2 separate regions of the Mus musculus genome follow, and region 1 is linked to region 2. A link is a loop called in an ENCODE intact Hi-C map of the cell type or tissue named here. Cell type or tissue: left cerebral cortex. All regions are shown on one strand. Each heading gives the region's core, and the rest is flanking DNA. Links, peaks and the distances in the headings are about the cores only. Region 1 overlaps Gm34745 (a long non-coding RNA gene). Region 2 overlaps 1700008C04Rik (RIKEN cDNA 1700008C04 gene).

What was found. A loop is a pair of places that touch in the nucleus more often than their neighbours do. Peaks named below come from ENCODE experiments on the same cell type or tissue, not always from the same donor. Only the 100,000 strongest peaks of a DNase experiment are listed, where the experiment ranks them.
Region 1: a loop joins it to region 2, with 6 times the contacts of the local background. A loop is called at or near these places in 2 of 42 quality-filtered maps.

What each region holds. Positions count from the first base shown.
Region 1 is chr12:51,112,060-51,127,710 of GRCm38, reverse strand. It overlaps Gm34745 (a long non-coding RNA gene), which reads left to right. Exons shown (of 7, transcript XR_872744.3): 7 at 113-827. Among named protein-coding and RNA genes, the nearest start is that of Gm34745, 37 kb to the left of the region's middle. In left cerebral cortex, for the core only: no CTCF peak of the experiment used is centred there; DNase peaks (open chromatin) are centred at 8,625, 9,231 and 9,504; H3K27ac peaks cover 1,871 bases.
Region 2 is chr12:51,051,633-51,067,283 of GRCm38, reverse strand. 1700008C04Rik (RIKEN cDNA 1700008C04 gene) reads right to left here. Exons shown (of 5, transcript NR_126468.1): 4 at 14,538-14,744; 5 at 4,741-4,983. Among named protein-coding and RNA genes, the nearest start is that of 1700008C04Rik, 54 kb to the right of the region's middle. In left cerebral cortex, for the core only: no CTCF peak of the experiment used is centred there; DNase peaks (open chromatin) are centred at 6,099, 8,067 and 8,416; H3K27ac peaks cover 2,101 bases.

The sequences.
Region 1 (15,651 bases), core at 5,050-13,049, 60 kb before region 2:
CTGTATGATGTGAAACCCACAAAGAATCAATAAAAAGTTTTAAAAAATATCCAATTCTTCAAAAATGTCAGAGATGAGTAAAAGTTAATCTTATCATTTTCTTCTTTTCTAGATCTTAAGAACAGGAAACATACAAAAATCCTGGTGAAAAGAGACCAGAGTGGGAGCCTTCACTTCGGAATCCTCTTCTCTCTCTCTCTCTCTCTCTCTCTCTCTCTCTCTCTCTCTCTCTCTCTCACACACACACACACACACACACACACACACACACGAGTAAGATGCATTTGCTAGAGTACATCACAGGTGCTCTGACACGGGGGTCTGTTCAGCGCTTAACATTAGGGAAGAAGATTCCGTTAGCTATGAAGGCCTCACAGCAGTAATTTGTGGCCGTGTATATCTATATGTATATATATGCTCGCTCTGGGCATTGATGCTGACCTCAGCATCTGTACCTACTCTCAAGTAACATCCTTCATTTCCTTGTGTTCACTTCACCTAGTGTCTGTTTTTCTGTCACCATGGCACTCTCAACGACCTTACTGGGTTTCTGGGATTTGTCGGGCCAGAGACATAGTGAGGATCTTCTACTGTCCCTTCTGGGCAACTAAGATGTCTACATCTGTTCAGTCACATGCTACCTCATCTATAGCTACCTGGACAGGATGAAAATTTCCAAACCTGCAATCACCAGTTCCTTGTTTTTGTTTGCTTTTGCTTAATAGTTTCTCATTTAATACATGTCTCTATATTTGTATTTTACATGAAGGAGTAAAAAAAGAACTTGAGTATTTCTCTACAAACATAAAAAAATACCCCACCATGTACTACATATCTGTATTTATTTATGTATTTATTTACTTATTTTCCTTTTCTTAAAATTAGATATTTTCTTTATTTACATCTCAAATGTTATCCCCTTTCCTGGTTTCTCCTCTGAAGCCCCCTATCCCCTCCCTCCTCCCCTGCTCCCCAACCCACCCACTCCTGCCCTGCTTGGCCCTGGCATTCCCCTACACTGGGGCATAGAGCCTTCACAGAACCAAGGGCCTCTCCTCCCTTTGATGACTGACTAGGCCATCCTCTGCTATATATGCAGCTGGAGCCATGAGTCCCACCATGTGTACTCTTTGGTTGGTGGTTTAGTCCCAGGGAGCTCTAGGGGTACTGGTTAGTTCATATTGTTGTTCCTCCTCTGGGGCTTCAAATCCCTTCAGCTCCTTGGGTCCTTTCTCTAGCTCCTTCATTGGGAACCCTGTGCTCAGTCCAATGGTTGGCTGTAATCATCCACAGGCACTGGCAGAGCCTCCCAGGAGACAGCTATAACAGGCCTGTCAGCAAGCTCTTGTTGGCATGCATAAAGTGTCTGGGTTTGGTGACTGTATATGGGGTGGATCCCCAGGTGGGGATGGTCATTCCTTCAGTTTCTGCTCCACACCTTGTCTCTGTAACTTCTCCCATGGGTATTTTGTTCCCCCTTCTAAGAAGGATTGAAATATCCACACTTTAGTCTTCCTTTTTCTTGAGTTTCATGTGGTTTGTGAATTGTATCTTGGGTATTACAAGCTTCTGGGCTAATATCCACTTATCAGTGAGTGCATATCATGTGTGTTCTTTTGTGATTGGGTTACCTCACTCAGGATGATATTTTCTAGTTCCATCCATTTGTCTATGAATTTCATAAATTCATTGTTTTTAATAGCTGAGTAGTACGCCATTGTGTAAATGTACCACATTTTCTGTATCTATTCTTCTGTTGAGGAACATCTGGGTTCTTTCCAGCTCCTGGCTACTATAAATAAGGCTGCTATGAACATAGTGGAGCATGTGTCCTTATTACATGTTGGAGCATCTTCTGGATATATGCCTAGGAGTGGTACTCAGGTAGTACTATGTCCAATTTTCTGAGGAACTGCCAAACTGTTTCCAGAGTGGTTGTTCCAGCTTGCAGTCCCACCAGCAATGGAGGAGTGTTCTTCTTTCTCCACATCCTCTCCAGTATCTGCTGTCACCTGAGTTTTTGTTCTAAGCCATTCTGACTGGTATGAAGTGGAATCTCAGGGTTGTTTTTATTTGCATTTCCCTGATGACTAAGGATGTTGAACATTTCTTTAGGTGCTTCTCAGCCATTCAGTATTCCTCACTTGAGAAATCTTTGTTTAGCTCTGTACCCCATTTTTAAATATGGGTATTTGGTTCGCTGGAGTCTAACTTCTTGATTTTGTATATATTGAGTATTAGTCCTCTACTGGCATATCCATATTCATTATTTACAAGTTTTACTTTCTACACTCATCTGTTCTACTTTATAGTTAGGACCAACTCTCCCCCAGTTCATACTCATTTGCTTCTGAGGCCTCATGGAATCATCATTGATGTCTATACCTCTACTAACCATGGCAGCTGTCTTGAATGTCTTCCCAGTTCTACCCATCACCTATTCCAAAGCCGCTTCTACATTTTGAGGTACTTGCTACAACAGTGCCCCACTTCCTGGCACAAAATGTGTATCACTTTTACTATGCACATAGATGTGTGTAGGAGCTTTAATATGTAGCTTTAATCCAGAAACGACACAAATATCTATTAACAAATGAGTAGAATAATGAAATATGCTGTATCTATACAATGGTATAATATTGAGGAGTGGAAGAATAAACTGTATGAAACTACATGAATTAATCTCAAAATTATGACAAATAAAAATCATATGGTATATATTCTAGTCTGAATCTTGAGTATGCCTCAAGAAGGCTCATGAGCTGAAGACTTGGTCTCTAATGGGCAGTCACTGAGAAGTGCTTGTATCATGGGGACTCTAACTTCATCAAGGTGCTAATCTGTTGGTGAAGTCATGTGAAATGAGGCAGTGAGGGCTATTGTCTGTTGCCAGCTTGACTAGTTTTGGAATGAACTACAGTACAGAAATGGACATATCTGTGAGAGAATTTTTTGCTTCGTTTGAAGTGGGTGAATCTACTTCTAGTTCAGACATTTGCAGTAGGAAGACACATGCCTTTGATCCAGATCTTGAAGCATAAAGATACACCACACCTTCTTCTGGAAGCCTATGTAAGGACATAGAGGAAGGAAACTTTTGCTCTTTGCTTGTGTACCTTCGCCTTGCTAGCACATCATTTCTTCACTGGCATTAGAGCCTACTTCTTCGGGATTCCAGTATCTACAGAAGGCCAGCAGAGACATGCAGCCTTGTAGACTGATGAACTACTGGGTTCTTGGACTTTTTCTGTCATATCCAACCATCATTGAATTAGCTGGATTGCAGACTGTAAATCATTTTAATATACCCCATTTATATTTATTCATTTTATAAGTTCTGTTACTCTAGAGAGTCCTGAGTAATACAGATTTTCATACTGAGTGTGATTGAAAGAAAGCAGGTCACTAGGGAATGACTTTGAAAGGCATATGTTAGCTCTGGCCCCACCTTGCTTCTCTCTGTTTCCTGAGGACCATAAGATGAACAGCTTTTCTTTACTATGTCTTCCCTGAATGGCCAACACACCATGAAGTGTAATCCATGACACCATGAGTCTCTGTAACCATCTTTCCTTTCTATGACTTTTCTCATGCATTTTATCACATCAGAGAAAAACTAACATACTATGTAATTTCACTTACACAAAATTGTGGAAAAATGAAAATAATTTACCACACCAAAAAAAGAAAAAAAAACAGACTTGCAATCTCCTGGGAATAAGGTAGTAAGAGAAATCTTTGGGTCAGATGGGTAGATCTCTTTATGGTAATAGTTTCATAGGGGTGTCTATAAACATATATGTATGCATAAAACACATCAGATAACATGCCTCAGTGTGCAGTTCATTACATTATCAGTTATAAATTAATAAAGCTAAGAAAATGATATAAATCAAAAGGAAAAAAGAAAAGAAACATTGTAAAGCACTGGGAGAATACTTAGAGTTTCTGTTAAAGAGAATGGAGATAATGTTTTAAGTTTTAGTTTCTATACCGAAAACATGAAAATTCCAACTTTAAAAGCATCTATAAATACAACTATTATCCTAATTGTTTACTGATTCTACAGTACATTCATTTTGGTATGTGTATGTGCTGTGCTGTGCTGTGTGCACTGTCCTGAGAATGTATGTATGTGGATCATATACTTGTTAGTGTAGGTATGCATGTACATGTGCTTGTGTGTGAGCGTTTGTGTGTTCTTGAGAGTGTGTGCACATGTGTGTCTGTCTGTACATAGAGAGTGAAAAAGCTATATATATAGAATCAAGGCTATGCCTTGATTACACACCTTTTTCTTTCTTTTTCAGAGTCACTTAATCGACCTGAAGTTTTTCATTAGACTAGGTATGAGCTTCAGGAATCTGTCTATCTTTTCTACTACCTGCCCAGTGCTGAGATTACAGGGATTCACCACTCTTCTGTTTTCTGACATGGATTCTGGGGTTGCAAATTCAGGTCTTCATGCTTGCATAGAAGGTGCTTTCCTGGTTGAGCCATTCCCTGAGCCCTCCAGTCTACTTTGTGAACTAGAACACAGATTATCTGAGTGAATTGGCTCAGAAATGAGCATCAAGATGAAGCAGCTTGTCTTTTGTTGGTTTGCATTACCAATGTTCATCTCTGAGGAGAAATCAGAGGTTTCCAGGGGAACCAACAACAGAGATGATAGAGTGGGAGGTTACTTCTTAGGCCATGCCCTTGACATGCCTTTATTTAGGTCACTAGCCTCAGGCTTGTTTCTCCAGCCCTCCCAACAGTTTCACAAGGTACTACCTACGATTATGCATCTATTTCTTGCTTAACACAGTGGAGGGGCCTCTATTAATTATAGTCAAATGGCTCAACTATTATAAGCCATACATAAAAATACAAATGTTAAAAGTATGTTTTGGAAAAGTGAGAATTTGTTTTTCTCTGCTTTTTGTTTTTGCTTTTGTTTTTGGAGGGAGTGTGGGGGGTGATTATTAACCTAGTTGAGCTAAATATGACCAGCAACCTAAAATTCATTTGAATTATATGCAAACATCCTGCTCCCCCCCAAATCTTTCCTTATTCCTTTATGTAAACCCTCCTTGTATTATAATGGAGGTGCAAGTCAAACACGATATTTTCATGGAAAGATTTTGGGTTCTGTGCTGGTTAATCTTTGTTCACTTGATACAAACTAGAGAACCTGGGAAGAGGGAACCTAGCTAAGAAAATGCCTCCTTTACAGTCCCCTGGGGGTGTGTCTGTGGGGGTATTTTCTGGATTTATGGTTGATCTGGGAAGATTCAAGTCACCATGAGTCAGTGTGATTGTCACACTCCTGCCAAGGAGTCCTGTTGTTTGTAAGGAACCATACTGAATAAGCCATGTAGAGCAGTCCAGTAAGCACTGTTCTCTTGTGGTCTCTGCCTCAGCTCCTGCCTCAAGGTTCCCGCTTAAAGCCCTTGCTCCGACTCTGTCGGAGATGGAGTGTAATTTGGGAGGTGTAAGATGAAATGAACCCTCTCTTCCCCTGTGTGCTTTGGTCCTGGTGTTCATCACAGGAGTAGAAGGCACATTAGAGCAAGCTCTCAAAGGCCAGTAATTTGGTAAGCAACGAGGAACTTGGAATGAAGAATATGAATATATATGGAGCTAGAGAGATGGTTTAGCAGTAAAGAGCTCAGTCATTCTGTTCTGTGAGACCTGAGTTCAGTTCTCAGCACCCATGTCAGGTGGCTCACAACTTCTTATAACTCCAGATCCAAGGGGTCTGATGTCTCTGCAAATGAGGTCACCTCCCCACACACACCTTACACACACACACACACACACACACACACACACACACACACACACACCCCTTACATACACATACACTCAAATTCAAAATTCAAAATAAATCTTTAAAAGAAGAACATGATGAATGTATACAGCATCAATGGCAACATAAAAGTGAATATAAATGGTGATGAACTTCCACATTCCATAGCTGTGTTCAGATCATATCAGATGTGAGTAGACACATGGGAGAGTCTTCCTATCACATTTTTTTTAAAAAGAGGAGGGAATGATAAATCGAATTAAATGTAGATATAATGTGATGGTGTTATTGATTTATTAAGCTGAATCAGAGAGTTCAGTGTGGCCATACCAGACACAGCAGAATGCTAGGGTAAGGTACTGTCTGACAAAGAAAGGTGGCCTGGAAACATGACAGGCCCGTTGCCAAGTGTATCCGAATCAATCAGATTCAAGGCCAGCTCCAGAGAAAGGCCTACTATGGGCACTGGCCCTTGGGGAGTTGCCTGAAGAAGTCTGAACTTCTGCTTAATTGTTTCGGAGAAAAGTGTACAAGCCAGCTAGTCTTCCAGTTCAGCGTTCTATCCTCACTCAGATAGCTGTAGATAAAGATTTGAGGACAGTGTCTGATGCAGATCAAATATTATGACTTAACAGATTAACCAATGAACAAGCAAACAAATGAGCTAAGGAATTGAAGAGGAAATGCAACAGAATAAGGAATGGAAAAAAGTTATAAACGACAAAGAACGGTATATTGTAATCTCGTTTGAAAGAAAAAAATAAAACCAGAAAGGATACTTATTCTTAAAGACCAGGAAAGAAACACTCATATTAATTAAGAAAAAGAAATATTTAAAAAATTAAGAATCGAAAGGACAAAATTGAAAGCATATCCTAGAAAATAGAATAAGACCAGGAAATGAAAAAGCAAAGATAAACGAAACAAAACTGAAGATTAAGTTTAAGATGTCCACATACATATAAATTCAAAAGGGAAAACAGAAAATGGTAGTTTAGCCATTGCAAAAGACAAAATTTCTCCAAATGGAAGGATGTGCATTTTAAGATTGAAAATTGCCACGAAGTGTCCTGAAAACTAAAACCAAACCAAACAAAACCACAGCCACCCTAAAACAGAACTCTCATGGTAACACCTTGAAAGCCCAGAGCATTAAGAGTCAGGCTCCTCAATGCTTTTGAGGAGACAAACAATATCACTGAAGACTCAAAAGGCAGCCCACTGTGGACCTTTAAGGGCAAGGGACCACTGTTAAACTAAAATCTCTGGAAAAATATTATTTCAACTTAGAATTACTCACCATATTAACAAATGAATACAAACCGAATTGATATTTCCTGTTTGGTACATAAATGTTCAGAAACCGGCTTTCTGAATACCTTCCCAGAAAAGTGCTGCCACCGCAGAGGGAAACAGAGATGTGTGAGAGATGGAGGAAGCAAGCTCCAGCTGGGTAGAGCACCAATGTGTACACCTTGGAGAGTCAAGATCAAATCTCAGAGAGAAGCCTGAGAGGAAGACAACAAGCAAACAAAGACGGACATACTCCCTCGGTGTGAGACAGCTTGGCTAAGGAACTATTTATATTTATTTAAAAGAGCCTGGACAGAGCCAAAGAAAGAGATGCAGAGAAGGCCGTGAGCAAGCAAATATAAGAAATATATGATTAATTCAAGAGCATCACCCCAGAATTAAACCTAGGGCCTCATGCTTTCTAAGCAAGTGCTTTTGTGTAGACCTGTATACTCAGAAAAGATCTGGACTTTCTTCAAGTGTGTGCGTGTGCATGTGTGTGTGTGTGTGTGTGTGTGTGCGTGCACTCGCAAAGGAGTGCAGGTGCCCTTGGAGGCCAGAGGCATCAGATCCCCTGGCACTGGACACAAGAAGTTGTGAGCTGCTTGTTGATAAGGGTGCTGAAAACTGAGCTCTGGTCCTCTGGAAGCACACTAAGGGTTCTTAACCATTGAGTCATCTCTCCAGCCCCAAAGGTCCAGCTTTAATAGAAACATGCTGAAGACCATCATGGCTGAAGACAACACAATTCTGCCAGAGGCTTGTTCTACATAAAGCCAGAAGGAAGCTTGCCACAAATTCCTTGAGTATAAAGCCACCTGCCTGGCCTTTGTAGTTGCTGGTAGTCCAGCTAGTTGTTTTAGTCACCGGCCTATTGCTGTTAAGGAACACCATAACCGAGGCAACTCTTATAACAAGAAAGCACTTAATTGTGGGCTTGCCTATAGTTTGAGGAGGTTAGTCGTTATCCTGTCAGGAGCCTGTCAGGAACATGGTAGCATGCATGGTGCTGTAGCTGTAGTTATATTCTGATCCATAGGCGACAGGGGGGTACATATATATAGATAGAAAGGATAGAGATAGTGGGCCTGGCATGGGCTTTGAAACTTCAAGGCCCACCCCCAGTGACACACCTATTCCAACAAGACCACACCTCCCATTCCTTCTAATCCTTTCAAATAGTTCCACTCCTTGGTACCTTAGCATTGAACTATATGAGTGTATGGGGTGGGGGGTGCATTCTAATGCAAACCACCACATTAGGTGTTTCTGTGTCTGCGATCAACTAAAAGTCTGCTTTCAGCCCATGAGAAGACAAATGTGTGATGAGCGACTGTACCGATCATGTACAAAGTGACTGCGCCGTGCTGGAGCCCTCACTGCGTGCCTTGCCTTATCTCTGTTGATTCTTAGCTGCTTTCAGTTTGGCTGTACAATTGGGTGAAACTGAGATTTAAAGAGCCAACACAACTTTCCCAGAGTAGCAGGCCTTCGATGAGAACGCAGGCAGTGCAGGTCAGAATTCTGCTCCAGGGTGTCACTCTTCCGTTCAGTACACACCTCGTAACGTGCCGCAAGGGAACGGACAAAATCAATAAGAAAAGCAGACTCTTCTGATGGATGAAGAGGTTGAACCGAAGCCAGGGAAGGCTTAGGAGGGAAAGGGAACAGCCCTGCTGACCCACTCACAAGAACCAAGAATTGATGTGGTTTTGTAAACAACTGTTTTAGTGACTGGTCAAAGTCCCTTCTCTACCCGAAGACCAGAACAAGCCACCGCAATGACTCTTTTTTTCCAGAGACTCAGTTTTCACTCTTTTCTTATCTTTTAAACACCATTTTTCCTTCTTATGCCTTTTAATTACTAGGCTTCCTAGTACTCAGACCTAGATTGTCTTGTCTAAACTTTCTTTCAGTGACTATTTGCCTCCTGGGAGTCCTGGCAACCAGGCAAAGAGACCCCAATCTGGGAGCCAAAGAAGGCCTAGTTTTCCCTCCCATCCCCAGCCTCATTAAATATGGTGCAGTTTCTACCAAGAGTGTTGGGGGCGGAGGCTGTGTGGGCAAGACACAGCTTCCAAATGTTCTTGTAAATATTCATAAAAACACGTCAGTGTTGCTAAACCCACGGTAAACCATAACCACCCATCCCTGTACACCCTGCATCCTTTTGCTGTTAATCCTTTTGTCCGCCTTGAATTCCTTCCCACAATTGCTTCTCCCTCCATCTTGTGTTTTTGAATTGCTGCCAGCCACCTTAGCCTTTCAGGCAGCCCGCGGTACCCTTTTCAAAGCAGCGGGCCTTGCTGCCAGCTAGGATGCGAACGATACACGCTGTCCCAGCGATGTTGTGTTTTCTCATCTTGGTTCCTTGCTCATGGGGAACACGGCAATTATTCTACCCAGGACCTGATGGGGATTTCGGAGCGACCTGGCACATCTGAAACATTTTTCTGACTCACTGAGTTGGCATCTCTTGCTAGATCAGCATTGGCCCAGTTCCACACAGCCTGTCACCAGCAGTGGGTGTTGTTGTAAGCACTAGTTTTGATTGTGGCAAGATGGGCTCTGTGACTCTCCTCTTGTTCTGTTGAGTTCAGAAAAGGCATCTGCTCTCCATTCACATTGCATTTGACAAGAGTCCAAAACCTAAATGAATGTTGCTAATAAAGAACTGTAAGGAAAAAACATGTTGAGAACCACTGAGTGTATTCAACACATATCAAGTGTTGGAGCAGGGAGGGGGTAGGCTGGAGTGAGGCACTGGCTTGGGATCGGCGACTGGAGGGGTGGGAACTCTGGCCTCAGGGGCTAGCTCTGTCGGTGCACTGTGCCTCAGTTTGCCTTCTTTAAGTTGAACATGCTTGTGAGGTGTTTTCTGAAACAGACTGCTGGCGACCTGGAATCTGTTTACCTCGGCTGTGGGTCAACGGAGCCTGAGTTCTGTGGTAGTATTGATTAACTACTCAATGGCTGCCAAGGGTGACTTCAGCTCTGTACTTAAGCTTCACTGCTCATTCTCATCAAAGTCTTTGATCTGGGCAACTGGCTTGTCCACTGCCTTTTGTGTAGCACGTATAAACACAGCCCAAACCCATCTTCCCTTACTTTCTCAGACATAGCTCTTACATTACAAAGTCCACCCTGGGCACTGCTTTCCAGAGCAAGCAGCGGGCATCCTGAGAGGGTTTGCTTCTAAATAGGAGTGGTTGAGAGTTTGGAAAAAAATATTAGAATGTGAAACTATATTAAAATCACTGTCATCGAAGTCCTCATTTGGAATATGAATTATCTCGAAAACATACATACATATACCAAGGTGGTTGAATGAGAAAACTTTTAAGAGAGTATCTTAAGTCTTTAAACCGTAACATTATTATTATAGGTAAAATTCTTTCAGGTAAAGTGTAACTAACTTTTAATAAGTGTGATCATTTTAAACAGTACTAACACAACCACACTGTCACAATATTAATGTTACCGTGCTTTTGGCAATTAAGATACAAGGCATATGCTTTTTTCTTTAGAGGCTAATACCACATAAATAAATATTATTAAGTATTTTAAGGGCTTTATCCACAGAAAATTCTTACACTCTTAGTTTTTACAGGAGAGTGTCTATCAATTAAGACAAATTACTTTTATCCCATGGCCTTAATATCATAGCTAGTCCAGATTAAGAAAGACTGGAAAGTGAATAAAAATTGAATGAACCCAATATTTATTCTTGGTAGACTTCTCTGTGGTGGACAAAGCCTATCTCGTTCTCAAGAAAAACCTGGGTTAAGAATTCAGATTTTAATTTGTCAAACAAACATCTGCTCTATTGTATTGATGGGGCGTAGACTAGAATGACATGCTATTATTTGAGGTAAGTTGAAGGCCACCCTTTATGAAAATAAAGACATCAAGGATTTAGCCACGCAAAACTTTATCAGAGCATGTAAGGTTGGTAATGTTTGCAAAGTTTGGAACAGTCTTCAAGTCCCTCTAGAGCTGGACAGCTTAAGGAGGGTAAGAATGTGTGTGGTGGCATCCATGCTAATTTCCAGGTAAAGGTGTGGATACGTGACAGAATGGACAATCTGGGACCCTTAGGGCTACAAGTCTGGAAAGGGGGGTGGGGTGGCATTAGTTACTTTTCTTATCCCTGACCAAACACCTTATAGAGGCAACTTAAGGGAGGAAGGGTTTATTCTCCACCATGGATAGCATGGTGGAGAGAGCATGGTGGGTAGACACATTGGAGTGACTCAGTTCCTTCTGGTATTTGCTGTTGCAGTAATTTCCAACCCCAATAATCCCGAATAAAAACCACACAATCTAGTTATATTTATAAGCGATAAGCCTAGGTTGGGCAGAACTAGCACTATACTAACTTATTTCCCAGCTATGAGACCCTTTGTTACAGAGTTTCTCCTGGCCATGTGGTTCTGTACCATCTTCGTTTCCTCCTTCCTCTCCCCTCCCTCCCTCCTCTGTCCTCTCTCCTTCCCTTCTCATATTTCTCTCTCTCTCTCTCTCTCTCTCTCTCTCTCTCTCTCTCTCTGCTCCCACTCTCAAAGACCTCCTGTCCCACCTTTCACCTCTGCTGCCTAATCACAGGCTCTAGCCATTATTGACCAGTAAATGGGGAGAAGGTTCACATGGGATCACCTGAGTACGTGATCCACTGTTCATCCGGAGGCTGTCCCTCCCTCTTGAGGAAGCAGAATTAACGTCAGAAATCAAACAGCATCAGGACAACCCACAACAATTTGCTTTCAGCATGCTGTCAAAATCACCTATATCCTGCCAGATCTGAAAACAAACTGGGATCAGAAGTGGACATCACCCTCAACGCCCACCCCTCACAACTCACTTCTGCTCTCGAGGCCATCGCTCCGAAGTCTCCTCACAACAGTGCCATCAATTGGAGGTCTAATGTTCAAACACACCAGCCTGTGAGGTTCATTCTATACTCACACAGACAGGTAAATGGTATATGACGGTCAATCAATAAGGATGAGAAGTGAGCAATCGCCAGTGTGGTCAAATTTTAGGTTACTGTTTATTGAGAATTTGTTTGTATTTGTACTTGTGTCCTACATAAAGATGAAACAATGTGTTTAGTGATAGAACAAAAACAAAATCCCCAAACAGTGTTTTATATAAGAGGATAATTGCTATTAAATGGAAGTATTCAGTTACTGAGTGACACTTTTGGGGATCTTGTTCAACCCTAAATCCTCACCTAACCTATATCAATGTCACAGTCCAATTGTCACCTTTACTTTTTGTCCCCTTTACTGCTCAATCCCTTCTGGTGTTTGCTGTCGGACATCAAAACCTCTTTCGAGTCTTTTTGCTGAATTCCAAGATAATATTTGCTCCTTATTTCTTAGGAAGATCTAACACTCTTTTTTCCCTAATTCATTCTTTTTTAAAAAAAAAAATTTAGTTTTTATTCTTTATATCCACTATATTTCAGCTTACCTACACTTCTCCTAATCTCCTCTCCTTACCTCCCATCTCCTGTAGATTCATTCCTTCTGTGTTTTCCTTAAAAAAAAAAAAAAAAGAGCAGGCTTCCCAGGCATATACCAGACACAGCATAACAAGTTACAATAAGATTAGGTACAGCCCCTCATATCAAGGCTAGACAAGGGAACCAGTGAGGAAGAAAAGGGTCCTAAGCACAGGCAAAAAAGTCAGAGGTTGGAGATAGCCTTTACTCCCACTGTTAAGGGTCCCTTAAGAATACCAAGCTACTATCTAGGGATCCACCCCATAATCAGCTTCCAAACGCTGACACCACTGCATACACTAGCAAGATTTTGCTGAAAGGACCCAGATATAGCTGTCTCTTGTGAGACTAGGCAGGGGCCTAGCAAACACAGAAGTGGATGCTCACAGTCAGCTATTGGATGGATCACAGGGCCCCCAATGGAGGAGCTAGAGAAAGTATCCAAGGAGCTAAAGAGATCTGTAACCCTGTAGGTGCAACAACATTATGAACTAACCAGTACCCTGGAGCTCTTGACTCTAGCTACATATGTATCAAAAGATGGCCTAGTTGGCCATCACTGGAAAGAGAGGCCCATCGGACACACAAACTTTATATGCCCCAGTACAGGGGAACGCCAGGGCCAAAAAAAATGAGAATGGGTGGGTAGGGAAGGCGGGGGGAGGGTATGGGGGACTTTTGGGATAGCATTGGAAATGTCATTGAGGAAAATACATAATAAATTAAAAAAAAAAAGAATACCAAGCTACACAATCATAAGGTATGTGCAGAGGCCCCAACTCAGACCCATAAAGGATTCGCGATTGTAGCTCCTGTGAACCCTCAGGAGCCCTGCTTAGTTGATTCTGTGGGTGGTCTCTGGCTCCTAGAATCCTTTCTTCTCCTCTTCTTCAGAGTTTCTTTGGCTTTGCCTGGTGTTTGGCTGCAGGTCTCTGCATCTGCTCCTATCAGTTGCTAGACGATGCCTCTCTGATGACAATTAGGTTAGAGACTGATTTATGAGTATAGCAGAATATCATTAGGAATCATTTTTCCCCCTGCCAGTTGTATGTGGTCCTTTCCTGGATCTCTGGGCAGACCAGCTTTTGGTTCCATCCACGAAGTGTTAGGTGTGGACTCCTATCTTGTGTTGGACCGTCATTGGTTGGACCCTCCTACATGTTCCTTACCACCGTTACCCCAGCGCATCTTGTAGGTCAAAGGTTTCATGGATGGGTTATTGTCCTAGTCCTCCACCTAGGAGGAGCCTTGCTTAATTATAGACAATTGACGGTTCAGGTTCTATATCCACATTACTAATTGCTTTTTTTTTTTTTTTAAATAAAAAACAAAACCCTCAAACCTTTCTTCTTTTGAGTTTCCAGGATAGTACTCTATTGCACAGACCTTTTGGGACTTTCTCCTAATTATGCTTTAAATCCTGGAGGTCCCCAGAGCTCTTTAAAGATGTTTATTTTACTTTACGTACGTATATACGTTTTGCTTGAATATATGTTAAGTACACCATGTATATGCAGTCCCTGAAGAGGCCAGAAGAGGGCATTAATTTGCTGAAACTCAAATTAAGGATGATTGTTCCGTTATGTGGGTGCTTGGATTTGAACTTGGGTCCTGTGCAAGAACAACAAGTTCTCTTAACTACTGAGCCATCTCTTTATTCCCTAGAATGCTTTTGTTACTGCTTAGACTCATGTTAGGTTTTCTTAGTAGTCATAACCCTCTAATGTCATTCCATTTTCTTTCTTGCCATTGTGAGTTTGTGAGGCTAGCCTACTACACGACCTATTTCCATCACCTCACGTAAAGCTTATACTTTGCTGGCTGGAGCTGAATGAGTCTGAGAGGCTTAACACACGTAGAGTCATGGCAAGGAGAGAGGTGGTCTTTGCTTTTCCTCTTTTACATGTGATATGAGATTAGGAGGCAGTGGGCAGGTGAATGACAGAGAGAATGGAAGGTTAAGTTATGTCAGTGGCAGAATGAAGGAGAGTGGATGTGGGACCCAGGCCGACTGGCTGCATGAGTCTGAAAATGATGAGGGCTCTAGAACAACAGTTTAGGCATCGTTAAGAGAGTAACCAGTATGTCTTAGAGAGGAGTTAGGAGAAATCCTGGATGCGATGGAGTCCCTCACCAGCATAGGAAACACAGGAGAACACACATAGGAGACAAATATGGATTTGGAGACAAATATGGATTTAGATTGAGGAAATTCTTAATTCTTATATGTTCCATTACAAGTTAGATTACATTATGATTTCTGGAAGTTTGGGTTCATGTCAATTGAATCACATAGTTCATTCTACACGTTGGTGCTTGATAAATTCTTTCGGTGGTGTGGATAGAATATCATACTGCTACTGGAGAATTGCTGTCTCACTCAGGGGAAGCCCTCTACACAAAGCCCACGTGTGTGCTTACTCTCTCAGCGAGGCTTTATGACTAGGTTGCCCTTTAGATGAACATTATCTATTTTTGCAGATGGTGTTTCAAAATTGATTAGTTCTCTGACCCACCCACTGAAATCCTCTAACCTATTGAAGGAGCAGAATAGGCTGTGGATTATAGGGTTTCAGATAACACCACGGCCCTGGTGAAAGGTATGCTATTTCACTGCATTGTTCTGCTTTCGGAAGAGGGTAGCTGTGTTTTCTTTTCTTCAACTGTATAGGTCACAGAAATTTTTTCCCTCCCCCAGTGGGAATTACAAGCTATACAGAAAGTTTCCAGAGCAGAATCACAATCTTATACAAATGCTAAGGACGATTAATCAGGGCCTGGAAGATACAGAGGGTAATTAGCAGGTTATATTTGGGTCAGCACCAAGGTCATTTATTTTTCTCACTATGAGAAAAATAGCTGGTTTGACTATGGAGGTGGGGGAGACAGACCTATATATTTTACTGCATTAGGATATGTATATTCAAATGGATTAAATACATTTTTGGTAAAGTGATGTATTTATGTGTGTACATAAATGACTTAGGGAGTGGAGTGAAACACTGCTCTGTGTTCATGAGAAGAGAATTAATCTTGGTAATAATAAACTCAGCTCTAC
Region 2 (15,651 bases), core at 5,006-13,005:
TCTTCCTATTAAAATTAGAAACAAAACCAAAATGAAGGATTTTTGCTAAAATAAAGAGGAAGTGAGTTCACCTTCTAGTTCCATGACATCCAGCAGCACGGCAAGCTTTAGCTTAGGATCTTGTTTCTTCCCTTCCATCTCTTTTAGATGACACCTCAAACTCTGTAGGGCTTCATCATTAAAGTGTAATTTATGGGTGAGGAATGCTTTTCTTCACACTAAATAGATTTGAATCTAGAACTCTAAGAGAACTGGGAACTTCGGGGACCGGGTCGATGCCAAGGGTGAGTGGCATCAGCCAGGATTTTATGTGAATTTCCTCAGTGATTATCCAGGCTTTTGAGGATTAGCCAAACTGTAAACATATCTATTCAAGCTGCCTCCCTTTACCTTCTAAATACTTTGATCAACGTGATTCCATGCTCCCAACAGAGGTGGGTAAAACAAAGGAAAGACAATAGGAAAATAAAGGTATTCATTTGCTGTTCTTTGTGGGTAACAATATTTGTGATGTCTGAAATTCAGAGACACGTTAAAATTAGGGTGACGGGACACATAAAAATGAGATCATGAAGGTGGAACTTTATTTAGTTCAGACATGAGTTTCTCTTTAACATTCATGTGTATTGTGATTATTGCAGAGAAGCAGTCAACTTGTTCAATGAAAAAATGAGCACACCCAGGTATAACAAATGTAATAGATATCAGGGATGATTTGAAAATCCAACACAGTTGAAGTAGAAAACTTATATTTGTTTGAGCCTAAAAACGGGCTGGATGGGGCTCTGAACTTGCAGAGGTTAGCTTGGACAGAGACCGCATGCAGACTCCTAATGGGCACTGATTTCACTGGACCTCCTCCTAGTCTGTCAGTTGTCAGGCTAGGTTTCTAGCATGACTTCTGCTCATTTGGATGATCGACCAGGGTGACAAGGAGAATGTTCTTTAGTGAAGAGTCTGTGCCACTAAGCAGATTATCCTAAGTCATTTAAGGCTTCTTGGAAGTGTGATACACATTTTGAAATGGGTTGCTTCAGCTGGGTAACTTTTTCCTTTTCTTGATTTCTTTAGCTGCTGCTATAATCTGAAAAATAAATACAATCTACGGTGTTTGTGTGGATCCATACTGTAAATTGTGAGACAAAATGAACTATAATTTACCTCTGAGTGCCAGGAAGCCATGTTAGAATTTATCTTGGTAAAGTTGAAGGAGATTGTGTTAGGCCTGGTCATGGCAAAACATTCCAGGTAGCTAAAGACAAGGTTTAATGCATGTCACACATGAATGAACAACTTATACGTATAGATAACAAAGATTGCACAGAGAGATGGTTCTGGTTTTCTGTAGTTAAGGGTCTCCTGCTGGAAAGTTATGTATAGTTGAACCTACCATAGGAGTGAAAATAATCACTGGCTTAGGATCCGACTCATTCCTTTGCTTGTCTAATATTCAGAAGAAAAAGTTTTGATTGACACCACATTAGATCTTTCAACAGTAAAATTTTTCCTTTTTTCAAGGTGACATTAAAACGTTGTTTTTTTGTTTTGTTTTGTTTTTTCTGTCTAGCCTTAGTGATTTCCACATAAGGAAGTAAATAAGGTACTTAGTGTGAATCATAAAATATCTCAAAATCATGGGAGTCTAGTTGCTACTCTAAAGGAGGTAGGGTTGGTGGGTGGTAGTCCAAAGACTACGAAACTTGTTAATAGAAACCAAGAAGAGTTACATGTAAGTAAATAAACACTCCATTTATACAGTAGAAGAAAGGGAAAGTGGAGAAGAGGGGAACAGAATATAAGACAGCTCACCTGTGAAACTCAGGCTGTCCGATTGTATGCACTGGTTGCTACTTAGTTTTTGATCCTAGGATCAATGTCAAGAGAGCACATAAGTTTCTTTGACCCTTACCAGAAAGAACTCTGATAAACTATATTTCCAGCAGCTGATAAGGACATTTTATCGTTGCACCTCATAAGTAAAAGTCAGAGCAGGGGCTGAGAAGACAAGGGAGGAGCTTTGAGGTAATGAGGGTCAGGTTCAGTTGTGGATGCGGAATGAGCTTAATAGAACGCCCTGGATAGCTATATTAGGAAGATCTTTATTGTTGAATGTATTCCTTAACCATCTGTGCAATGAACTGAGTAAAGGACAGATATTATTCAATGACCCTACATTTTCAGCCCAATAAAGGACCAGAAGAGACTCCAGCCAAGACTTAAGAAAACTAGGTAATTGGATGGTGTGATGAAGATGAAATTTGAAACAGGCAAGTGTGAGGTGATGCACACCTGAAAGAACAATTTAAGCTAATCATACACAGTGATGGGTATTGAATTAGCCATGACCTTCCAAGGAAAAGATCGTGAGCTTTGCTCAATGTGCAACAGGGCTAAAAATAAGTCACTGGAAGAAGACTGAGGATAATGTGGAAGATATTAAGGTGCCATTATATAAATTGACAGCATATCTTTGTCTAGAATATTATGTTGGATTTTTTTTGTCACATCATAAAAATGGAATGGAAGAAACAGAAAAGTGCACTGGTGGTCAGTTAAACTAATTGGTTGTATAGGATAGGCTTCATTATGAAGGGAATATTTCTGTGCAATTTAAAGATCTCCTGTTGCAAAAATCCTGCAGTGATGTAAATGACAGATATTTACAACTTTTGATAGCATCTGGGATGTTCTCATTAAGGAGGAAATAAATACTGACATTTTCCACTGAAGTCGTTGTTGGACTTTGGTAATCAAGACATCTATCCCTAAGTAGAGACGTTAGTCCAGTTGGAAGTAAAAGTTAGTGCGTAGCACTTTAAAAAAAATACAAAACAAAAACCCCACTGGCATTTTTATGTGGGTTGAATCAGTACTTTTGTGTCACTTATAAGATTATTGGTATTACTATAATGATAATTGCAGGTCACTGCATGATTCTTAAAATACTTCCCAAATCTGAAAAAAAAAATCTATGAACAAAATAAACAAATTTTATTGAAAAGAATCAAACCAAAATATTTGACCAAATTTTCTACAAGTTGGGTATTAATTTATGGCAAGCATTTGTGTGTGTGTGTGTGTCCTTGTGTCCTGAGGATTCCATTCGTATTAATGAAGAAAAGAAAAAGAGTTAAGGCTGAAAATCATCTTGAGATCAAGAAAGGAAATGTTCTACCAGAGGCTGCTTCATCTTTTCTCAGGGAACTGTAGGACAGAAGCTGTCATCCTACCTGTTATCCAGGTAGGTATGCAGGTAGCCACTGACAGAATTTCCTTTGAAGCAGGCCTGAGAACTCCCCACTGGGATGCATACCCACAGTTTGGGCTATCTAGAAGGTCCAGTGTGGGAGAATCTCCTGAACCTCTGAGCTGGACACAAATGGGGTCAGCACAGCCAGACCCCCATCTCAAACAAGAGTAAACCTCAATCTGGTGACAACAGTTTCTTATTTATGAAGGCTTGGCCTCTAGAATTTTTTTTTTTTTAATTTTTATGATGTGAGAGTGATATACATTCAGGAAAAAGGCTGCTTCAGATGCTAAACTTGGCCTGCAAAGGTTTGGGTGATACATTCTTGAGATGCTGGGCCCCAGAAGGAGCACCCCAGTTCTCAGTCACGGAGCCCAGGGGATGGACATCTGCTTGGCTGTAACTTTGATGTACCCATGTGCAGAAAACAATTTCAGCCTGCAATATAGTCAGTTAATAGCAGATTTTTAAGGACCTATCGTGTAGGTCAGGAGCATATGCAATTGGTAATGAGACTATAATCAAAATGAGTTGTAGTTCTTCAAGTAGTGACTCCAGAAACATGAGCCACTGAGCAGTGGCTTCTTGACTGTCATAGGCTGGCCCATATTCCACCCCCCCCCCCCCCATCCCCCAAGGGAGTCTGTTTATGTACAAGTGACACTGTGTAGATAGTTTCCTTTATTGCTCCAGAAAATGATCTATGGAGATATGAACAACAACAGTGAATGGCATTAAGCAAGAAGGAAGAGCTAATTTTTGTCTAGGTGTTAGCACTGACGTTTAGCCATGTATAATGTACTAACACAATTAACTAAAATATACCGTTCCCGAAATGTGCTCTAACCAAACACACTATATTTTTCATATGATTTGCAATTTCCATGGAGAGCTCATTTGGATTACGTTTATAATATTCATTTAGCAAACTCCATTAGCAATGTTTACAAGTGCTTATGGATCCGGTAAATGAGTTTGCGGATGTGCTGTGAACGAAGCTAAATGCATCCATTTGTGTATGGGATCTAATGCATAAACTTCATTCCAATCAGGCAGGGTGTATAGCACATTAAACTGTAACCTGAGAGTCTGGATTTTCACATGGTGCCTACGTTCTCTCATGTGACTGAATTGATTAACCTTTGGGTTGCTTGATTTTCCTTGAAAGGGAGACCTCATTGAAAATTTGGATTAATCTGAGTATTTAAGTAGGAGAATCCCTGGGAACAAACAAACAATAGCACACACACACACACACACACACACACACACACACACACACACACACCAGAATGCTATGACACTTTCTCTCTGACTGCTGTAAGTTGTGTCTTTCAGTAGAAAAAACACTTAAGCATTGGTTCCTAATCCACCAATGGCAGCAATTGGAGTCTAACTCTTAGGCTCTAAGGTTTTCCAGATAATCTGAAATCTGTGTTTTGTTTAAAAAAAAAGGAACTAATTTAAAAGCTGAAAATACTAAACATTATCAAGATGGCAAATTTTATGGTACGTATTTTCCTTTACAAAAAAGGCTCCTCAGGAACAAAACAAAGCAACAAAACAATTTTAACTATTTAAATTTGGTTAGCTGATTCCATTGATGAGAAATGTCTAGAGCTGGTTAAGAAGAGTAAAGGTCCTTTGTTTGAACAACTTTGGGTTACCAGTTCAAGATGCAGAGTTCTAGGTCGTTGCTCATCCTAGGTCAAGACAGGTTGAAGATATGGGTGCTGGGAAGAGAGCATAGAGCAGTTAGAAGCAGTCCTCTATAGGGCTCCTAGGATTATATAGAAATCTATTATATACTAATAGCTAGATAACATTAAAGCTAGCTGTGCTGACGGGAGAATCATAAGTTTCAGTCCAGTATAGGCTAGATAGCAAGACCTTGTTTGTTTGTTTGTTTGTTTTTTCTTGGATACTTTATTTACATTTCTATTATTTTCCCCTTCCCAGGTCTCCCCTTTATAACTCCCCTACCCTATGCCCCCTTCCTCTACCTCTATGAAGGTGCTCCCCACCCACCCACTCCCATCTTCCCATCCTGGCATTTCCCTACACTGGGGCATCTTACACCATCAAGCCCAAGGGACGCTCCTCCCACTGATGTCCAACAAGGCCATCCTCTGCCACATATGTGGCTGGAGCCATGGGTCCCTCCATGTGTACTCTTTGGTTGGTGGTCCAGTCCCTGGGAGCTCCGTGGGGTCTGGTTAGTTGACACTGTTGCTTTTTCCATGGGGCTGCAAAACCCCTCAGCTCCTTCAATCCCTTCTCCAACTCTTCCATCGGGGATCCGATGCTCAGTTCAATGGTTGGCTGCGAGCATCCACCTCTGTATTTGTCAGGTTTTGGCAGTATAAACAAACTATTAGCAGTTAAAAAACAAAATACTGACCATTGACTATAAGTGTGCTCCATGTATCTTGAATATTTATAGCAATATTACATGGGTAGGTATTTATATTTTTATCTTCATTTTAAAAACTAAAATAAAAAAAATGTCCTAGTGTCATGGCTGTGAAGGGCTGGTGTCTTCAGTGCCCCTGATGTTGCTATAGACAATTGATAGTTTCCTTAGAGCTCACATGGAGAGTCAACTTGGATGGGAAGAGAGGTGTCAAAACTCTTCCCCAATGCTGGTAGCAATCCTGCTGGAGTCTGTGTTTGTTCCAGGTTGGGTTTGCTAAAAGAGCTAGGGTGAAGCCTTCATCTTTAGCCTAAGATAAAAACAAGATGCAGACATTCAAGCCTGTTTGATTTGATGGGAAACTTATCAAACAGTGCCATCCAACGAGGATATTTTCTTGTCTTCTTTCAAAATCAAGTTGGGAATTTCAGTTATTATTTAAAATTTTTTTTCACAAATATAGTTTTTTTCCCCATAGAACACAGATGCTCTTAACTTCTAGCAGTCACCATCTGCACCTCAATTTACATTTCCCAAAACACTGCTGACATCTGTTTAAATGCCAATCTCTTCCCAACGCAGTTGGATTTTAGCTCAAAAGTGATATCCGATACTGTTTTGGAATTTCAAATTTATACTAATTTTCATCAGAATGCTCAATAGCTGCAGGTACACAGGCTCTCTGGGTCCCCTAGAGAAGTTTTCTTTAGGAGAAAAACCTGGAGGCACATACTGAGAGAGAGAGAGAGCTGTGGTTTCTGAGGGAATGTGGGTCAAGTTCACCATCTATGAGAAAAGGATAGACTGGGGTGCTCTGGGGTGCTCTGGGCAATGTCCGAAGGACTCAGACATCATTGAAGGGAGATCCAGATTCGCCTTCTGGTTAATCTTCTTCCCGTCCATTGACAGTTGACTTTCTCCAATGAGTAGGCTTATGAGGACAGAAACAGAATCCACCTGGGGTGGTGACCATGTGGGAATGCAGCCGAGATCTGGTTGATTATCAGGACTCACTGAATAACACCCTTTTTAAAAAAAATACTGGGTTAGAAAAGAAATGCATGGAGATTCTGCCCCGAAATGCTGGTTGTTCCTTCAAAATCAGCACTGAAATAAAACACACACTGAATTTAATAACATTGAATTGTTTTTTTTTTAATTTTAAAATCTCATAGTTACTTTAACATCAGGGGAATATTATTTTAAAATTATTAAGAATATCAAATACTTATCTACTGAGGGTAAATCCGATCTGTAAAAAAATTAAAAAGTCATCTGAAATGTTGTATGCTATACAATGGGTTTAGGGGAACAGTTTTCTTTGCATGGTTCACAAACTAGTTCTGAAATGGCGCTTTCAAAAGGTGAGTTGAAATGCTTTTTAAATAATGAAGGCTGCAATGGACAAGATATGTTAGCTTTCAGGAAGAATTCTACGAGTATTTGGGATTGTTTGTATTTTAGAACCATCTAGAACTGGGATTTAGATCTGCCTTCGTGTATTTCAAGATGGAGGACGTGAAATACTTGGCTGTACTGTGTGTTAGTTATCTCCCTCCTGTTAGAGGGAGATGATTACCTTACCTACCGTGTGGGAACATCCAAGAGGATGACACACGTCAGGTACTTTTCCCATACTCAGGAGCGGAAAGCACCCAGTAGAGCAATGATGCTTTCAATGTAGACACACAGATCATGGGGTGAAGTGCTTAGGTTGTGCCGCTGTAACAAACTCCCCGAGACTGAGTTTTCGTAGAAACTGGAAATTTATTTCTCATAGTTCCGGAAGCTGGATGTGTTTAAAGAAGTGACTGCCTCTGAGCATGGCCACATCACATCTGATTTCTCTGGTTTCTAGGTTGCAGACCTTGTGTAGTGAAAGTCCTCTTTTCTTCTTGTATCTCTGGATACATTTTACAGGATTCTATAAGTTATCAATATCATACCTCAGTCAACTCCAGGGTTCTAGAGATCCTTGTTTCTGTCTATAGAAAGTCTGCCTCCTCTGTAAACTGAGACCCTTAAAGATTAACTTACAAAATACTCCATTCATTCATTCATTCATTCATTCATTCATTCGAAGGTAGAGTCAGAGTCTCATTTTGTAGCGCAGGTTGGCCTGGTTCTCACTTTTAAGCTCAGGCTGGCCTATACTCACATTTCCCCTGCCTTAACTTCTTGAACTCTAGAATTATAGATATAACACTGACATGACTAAATTTCTAAATGCAAAGACAAACTGTAGTGGAATTAGTATGTTACGCCCCTCCTTGTGTGTAGTATTAAGGTCTGTAAGGAATGCTTCTAGCAACAGCAAAGCAGTCCTTGCAGCAACATCTCTCTCTCTCCCCGGAGAAGTGATTTTCATATTTTCTTTTCATTTTGTTTGGCAAAAATGCCTCAGCTAAAACGAGATGTCTGACTCATTTCTACAGCCAAATATTTCTGAAATAAAAGTTTGGGGTTTTAAAAATAAAAAATAAAAAAGTTAAAACCCAGCTCATTTCTATAATAGGCTTATAACTTGCTGATTTCCAACCAAAATGTTTAGGAATAAAGTTGTAGTTAAACAAGTACTGGGGGAAAAAACACACCCAGTAGACTCTTTTCTTCAAATTGAATTTTGCAAGAGATGATTTAAAAGAGAAGCTGACAACAGCAGGGCTCTCTCGTGGTTACAGAAGGAAGAGGAGGTCCGCCCTTCCTCCTCATTATTCCTTCCTTCTATTTCCGGCTTCCCTTCAGAATTCCAACACTGCCTCAGAAGCCAGAGAGCTCCCCCGACAGAAACTCCTCTGGCTCCTCAGGCGGCCCCAGAGCTCCCTGACTTCCCAGATTGCTTGCTCCTTGAGGGAAAGAATGGGAAGAGGCAAGGAGCGAGCATTTTCTGCATAGAGCATTAACCCCGTCAGCTTGAGTCAGCAGGACACAGACAAGTCCATCTGCTGACAGCTCAGCCTTTTGCGCCCTGCCCAGCGTTCAGCCGAGCTTCTGGGTGTAGACAAGCTCCGTTTGTTGATGGTAATGTTCTTCTGCTCGACTAAACACATCTCCTCCACTGACTTTCAAATAGAGGGGACACGTCCATGGTCTTTAAAAGTAGCAGTGTCCCTGTTTGCTACATCGGCTAGGCCAGTCTTTTCCTTTGTCAATGTGAAATGTCAAAGCAGGGATGGCTTGGAAACGCCAATGCTCTGAGAAAGCACACACAGGCTTTCTGTCGAGTCTCTTCTAGTTCGGAAAGGCAGTTGAGCCCTCAGTAAATTGCCCTTGGTGAGGAAGCATATGGAGAGGTGTCGCCTTGGCCTGGCCTCTTCCTCATTCTCTGTAAGGTGTTGGTGTAGCTACGGCAGGGATGCCCTCTGTGTCTGGTCCTTTGATTGCCATAAGGGTTTTAGAACTCATTCAGTTCGAGACGAAATACTGTGTCGTAATCACTCTGGGCCCCAAGATGGAAACTGATCGGGAGTAGTGATCACTCAGAGGCACAACAGCCATCAAACTCTGGAAGCAGTGAAAGAAAGGTGAAGGATCCAAAAACCAAAAAAGAGCTTCCTGTGTCAAATGTCACATAATAAAGAAGACCAGAGGGCTATAAAGGGAAAACACCTGTGCAGAAGCCCCCGAGTGACTAACACAGATCTGCCTGGAACGCTTCAGTCATGGACATCAGTGTCTCGAGGGATTACTCACTGTGGCAAAATAAAAAAAAAAAGTTTCAAAAATACCCGTGTAATCATTCTCACCATATAAAGTGAATTAACTTAGTCTCAGGAAGATACACACTGTGTTTTCCATCATGTGTGGGTCCTATATCTTATCTTGCCACATATGTACAGATGAGGTGCAGTTAGAAACAAAACTATCTTGGAAACAAAGGGGACAACCGGGAGGGGTGAGAATGCCAAAGAGGGGGAGATGCTGGTGTGTTAGAGTTCTCTAGAGGCATACCGCTAATAGGATGGCTTTATTAAAAACACACTAGATTGGCTTGCTCAATGGTCTGGCTAGTTCAACGATGACTGCCTCATGCTGGACAGGCTGAGAACCTGGTACTGCAGTCTGTGAGGCTAGATGCCTTAGTAGTTCCAATCTGGTGCCGAAGGGCTGGAGGATTCCAGGAGGTATGAGGTCTTTGGTCGGTATTGGAAGCCCGGAGAGGCTGTTCCTAAATCAGTGAAGGAGTGTAGCAACAACAGGATAGATGAGCCTTAGCAGGAGTGAATGCAAATAAGCAGAAAGCAGTTTCTGCCCTCCACCTTCTTTTTTATCTGGTCTGCCACCTGAAGGTGTCGCCCACATTCAAAGTGGGTGGTCTCACTTTATATGATTTGATTAGAAACATCTCTTAATCATCTACTATTCAATACCACTAGCTATTGGCATTCTTTGGAGACTCATTTTAGGTGTGCTTTCTCTTCTCTTTTCTTTTTTCTTTTTTTAAACAGGGTTTCTCTGGAACTCACTTTGTAGATCAGGGTACCCTCGGACTCAGAGATCCACCTGTCTCTGCTTCGCAAGTTCTGGGAGTAAAAGCACGTGCCACAACCATCTGGTTTATGTGCTCTTTCTAAGGGACACTGTGTACAGCACAGATCCCCAGGGATCCCCCAAAAGAAAGAAAGACACGACATGATGCTACGACCCCAACACTGGGGTAGGGGTCATGGGTGACTGTGGCTACATGTTTCTTGGCTGTATCTTTAGTTAAAATACTAAACCTCTCTTCTGAAGCACTGGCTTGTCACGGCTATGCAAATTCCAGTATTTTCTCAAATGTCAGCGTTGAAAGGCCTGAGAGTTTTTGTTTGCTTGTTATAAATTTTAGTCATAGATTAATAAATGAATTTCTAGAAAAACTTGAATTTAAAAAAAATTATTAGATATTTTCTTTATTTACATTTCAAATGCTATCCCAAAAATTCCCTATACCCTCCCCCACCCTGCTCCCCTACCCACTCACTCCCACTTCTTGGCCCTGGTGTTCCCCTGTACTGGGGCATATAAAGTTTGCAAGATGAAGGGGCCTCTCTTCCCAGTGATGGCTGACTAGGCCATCTTCTGCTATATATGCAGCTAGAGACACCAGCTCTTGGAAGTACTGGCTAGTTCATATTGTTGTTCCACCTATAGGATTGCAGACCCCTTAAGCTCCTTGGGTACTTTTTCTAGCTCCTCCATTGGGGGCCCTGTGTTCCATCCTATAGATGACTGTGAGCATCCACTTCCGTGTTTGCCAGGCACTGGCATAGCCTCACAGGAGACAGCTATATCAGGGTCCTGTCAGCAAAATCTTGCTGGCATATGCAATAGTGTCTATGTTTGGTGGCTGATTATAGGGTGGACTCCCGGATGGGGTAGTCTCTGGATAGTCCATCCTTTAGTCTTAGCTCCAAACTTTGTCTCTGTAACTCCTTCCATGGGTATTTTATTCCCTATTCTAGGGAGAAATGAAGTATCCACATGTTGGTCTTCCTTCTTCTTGATTTTCTTATGTTTAGGAAATTTTATCTTGGGTATTCTAGGTTTCTGGGCTAATATCCACTTATCAGTGAGTGCATATCAATGTTGTTCGTCCTCCAAGCCGGTGGCGACACAAACGACACAGACACCAAGTTGGATTCATGGAGCAACTTTTTCTTTTACAGCTCTCTTCCCCAGCAGCTTCTTCTTAGGGCAAGGGCTAAACTACTCCTATTCTACTTCTGGCTTCTACCTAGGGCAAGGGCTAAACAGCAATTCACCTCACTACTCGCGCCTACTCCTCTCCTTCTAGCTCCACCCACCTCATCCATTCAGAATTCACACACGCTCCAGGCATGAGCTTAGGTTGTTCACAGATAGGCTGACAGGTCTGGATGACGAGGAACTAACTGTCCAGCCTGGCAGGCAGCCCACACATGCAGCCTCACTGCGCATGCTCGGGCAAGGCAGTAAACAAGTGGGTTTCACAGGGCCTGCAACCACACCTGCTTCCCACATATCAAGTGACTTCTTTTGTGATTGGGTTACCTCACTCAGGATGATATCCTCCAGATACATCCATTTGCCTAAGAATTTCATAAATTCATTGTTTTTAATAGCTCAGTAGTACTCCATTATGTAAATGTACCACATTTTCTGTATCCATTCCTCTGTTGAGGGACATCTGGGTTCTTTCCAGCTTCTGGCTATTATAAATAGGGCTGCTATGAACATAGTGAAGTATGTGTCCTTCTTACCAGTTGGGACATCTTCTGGGTATATGCCCAGGAGAGGTATTGCTGGATCTGCCGGTAGTACTATGTCCAGTTTTCTGAGGAACCACCAGACTGATTTCCAGAGTGGTTGTACAAACTTGCAATCCCACCAGCAATGGAGGAGTGTTCCTCTTTCTCCACATCCTCACCAGAATCTGCTGTCACCTGAATTTTTGAACCTAGCCATTCTGACTGGTGTGAGGTGAAATCTCAGGGTTGTTTTGATTTGCATTTCCCTGATGATTAAGGACGTTGAACATTTTTTTCAAGTGCTTCTCAGCCCTTTGATATTCCTCAGTTGAGAATTCTTTGTTTAGCTCTGTACCCCATTTTTAAAATATATTTTTAATTAGGTATTTTCTTCATTTACATTTCAAATGCTATCCAAAAGTCCCCCATACCCTTCCCCGCCCCACTCCCGTACCCACCCACTCCCACATCTTGGCCCTGGCGTTCTGGGGCATATAAAGTTTGCAAGATGAAGGGGCCTCTCTTCCCAATGATGGTCTTCTGCTACATATGCAGCTAGAGACACGAGCTCCGGGGGGTACTGGTTAGTTCATATTGTTGTCCCACCTACAGGGTTGCAGACCCCTTTAGCTCCTTGGGTACTTTCTCTAGCTCCTCCATTAAGGGCCCTGTGTTCCATCCAATAGCTGACTGTGAGCATCCACTTCTGTGTTTGCCAGGCCCCTGCATAGCCTCACCAGAGACAGCTATATCAGGGTCCTTTCAGCAAAATCTTGCTAGTGTATGCAATGGAGTCAGCGTTTGGAGGCTGATTATGGGCTGGATCCCGGGTATGGCGGTCTCTAGATGGCCTATCCTTTCATCTCAGCTCCAAACTTTGTCTCTGTAACTCCCTCCGTGGGTGTTTTGTTCCCAATTCTAAGAAGGGGCAAAGTGTCCACACTTTGGTCTTCCTTCTTCTTGAGTTTCATGTGTTTTGCAACTTGTAACTTGGGTATTCTAAGTTTCTGGGTTAATATAGCCATTTATCAGTGAGTACATATCATGTGAGTTCTTTTGTGATTGGGTTACCTCACTCAGGATGATGCCCTCCAGGTCCATCCTTTTGCCTAGGAATTTCATAAATTCATTCTTTTTAATAGCAGAGTAGTATTTCATTGTGTAAATGTACCACATTTTCTGTATCCATTCCTCTGTTGAGGGACATCTGGGTTGTTTCCAGCTTCTGGCTATTATAAATAAGGCTGCTATAAAAATAGTGGAGCATGTGTCCTTATTACCAGTTGGAACATCTTCTGGATATATGCCCAAGAGAGTGTACCCCATTTTTAATGGGGTTATTTGAATTTTTTGGTGTTCAGCTTCATGAGCTCTTTGTATATATTGAACATATAAATCTTATAGTCCCCTATTAGATTTAGGATTGGTAAAAGTTCTTTCCCAATCTGTTGGTGGCCTTTTTGTCTAATAGTGACAGTATCTTTTGCCCTACAGAAGCTTTGCAATTTTATGTGGTCCCATTTGTCGATTCTTGATCTTATAACATAGGCCATTGCTGTTCTGTTTAGGAATTTTCCCCCTGTGCCTATATCTTCGAGGCTTTCCCCTACTTTCTCCTCTATAAATTTCAGTGTCTCTGGTTTTATGTGGAGTTCTTTGATCCACTTAGACTTGAGCTTTGTACAAGGAGATAAGAATGGATCAATTCACATTTTTCTACATGATAACCACTAGTTATGCCAGCACCATTTGTTGAAAATGCTGTCTTTTTTCCACTGGATGGTTTTAGTTCCCTTATCAAAGATCAAGTGACCATAGGTATGTGGGTTCATTTCTGGGTCTTCAATTCTATTCCATTGGTCTACTTGTCTTTCGCTATTCCAGTACCATGCAGTTTTTAATCACAATTGCTCTGTAGTACAGCTTGAGGTCAGACATGGTGATTCCCCCAGAGGTTCTTTTATTGTTGAGAATAGTTTTTGCTATTCTAGGTTTTTTGTTATTCTAGATGAATTTGCAAATTGCCCTTTCTAACTCAGTGAAGAATTGAGTTGGAATTTTTATGGGGATTGCATTGAATCTGTAGATTGCTTTTGGCAGGATAGCCATTTTGACTCTATTAATTCTGCCAATCCATGAGTGTGGGAGATCTTTCCATCTTCTGAGATCTTCTTCAATTTCTTTCTTCAGAGACTTGAAGTTCTTGTCATACAGATCTTTTACTTCCTTAGGGAAAACTTAAATTTTAATTCTTAATTCAACAGACATAAAATGATCCTGTCAAGTTATCTTAAAGTTTCTGGTCTTCTATTTTTTATTTCTGCAATATTTCATGGTAGACCAGTGACAGATAGGGACCCTTACCAATGTGTGGACTAGCTTGAGTTCTCACCGGGGCAGAGACTGGCCTTTAGTTATAGGAACTTCTCGGGGTTAAATTGTATAGCACAATACAGCCTACATTCGACAACCATTATCATAAACTTTATATCTCTTTTGCTCTAACCAATAAATGGATACCTTTGCTATGTTTGTCACTTGTGGAGAGCCGTGCCGCGAGCAATTGCGTGCATGCCGTGAGCAATCGCCATTATAAGATGGCGATGCCTTCCACTGCGCCTAACTAGTAAACAAGCCTTATGTGCAAGTGCAAGAGTGAACTCACGCCTAGTCACTGCCCATCTCGCGGTGTAGTAATGGGGTGATGGGCGAGCAACGAATCAGGAGCTGTAACGCCACATCAGGTGCTGAAATGTCATGTTGCGGGCTATATAAGCAGTGCCATTTTCCCGGTTCGGGGTCTTCCCTCCTGATAGGTAAGCAATAAAAGCTTTGCTGCAGAAGATTCCGGTTGTCCTGAGTGTGTTCTTGCCTGCGGGGACAAAAGCTCGGGATAGTCACTGTACATAAATTTCCATAAGAGATACTCAGAGAGAAGGAAAGAATTGTTCAAACCAATCTTTCCTGAGAAGAAGAGAGGTTTTAGAGCCAGAACACAGGCAATCATGAATTCTTGGACTGCTCTGAAAGCATCTACACAGACCTAGGATAGGAAAGAAAATTGTGTTTTAGTACTACTATCATGGTGGGTCAGTGCCTGGGGACTCCTGTGTTTCCCTGTCCTCTGCCTGGAGCTGCTGGGCAGAGGAAGCCAGAACACAGGATTGGGCGCTCAGGCTTGGAGTACATAGACTTGGGTTGGAATGTCCACTTATTACCAGAGGGACCATAGATGTAGCTATTTAAGCTATCGAAGTCCCTATTTTCTCCCTTGTGAAGTAGGGGCAAATCACAGTGCCTGTTTTTCCTAGTGCCGTGGGAAGGATTAAATGAAATAATCCCCATTATGTTCAACAATTTTTAAATGACTTGACAATAGCTATCAGGGCAGGGCAGGCAGCTCAGCACTAGCAGAGCTCAGCTGGAGCCGGCCAGGTTCCAAGGCAGGATGGGCAGAGGATCAGCAGCTAGAGTCTCACCTTTTCTGGACACATGGAAGAGAAGAACCCCGAATCTCACCACACGGATCTTAAAAGAGTTCTGACCCTTAAATTATGTCTTTCCCTGTAGCTATCTAACACTCTCTCTCCTTGCCTTCACCCCAGCTGTGAAAGAGATGGTTATAATATGGAAAAATGACTCTAAGTCCTGAATACATCATCCAAGGTGAGGAAAACGGCAGGGGTTGTACGCGAGTCTGGGAAGGCAGGAGCCCCCTTTCTCCTCTCTGCACAATGTGCACAGAATATCTGTGATTAAAATTCTTAACACGGCTTCCA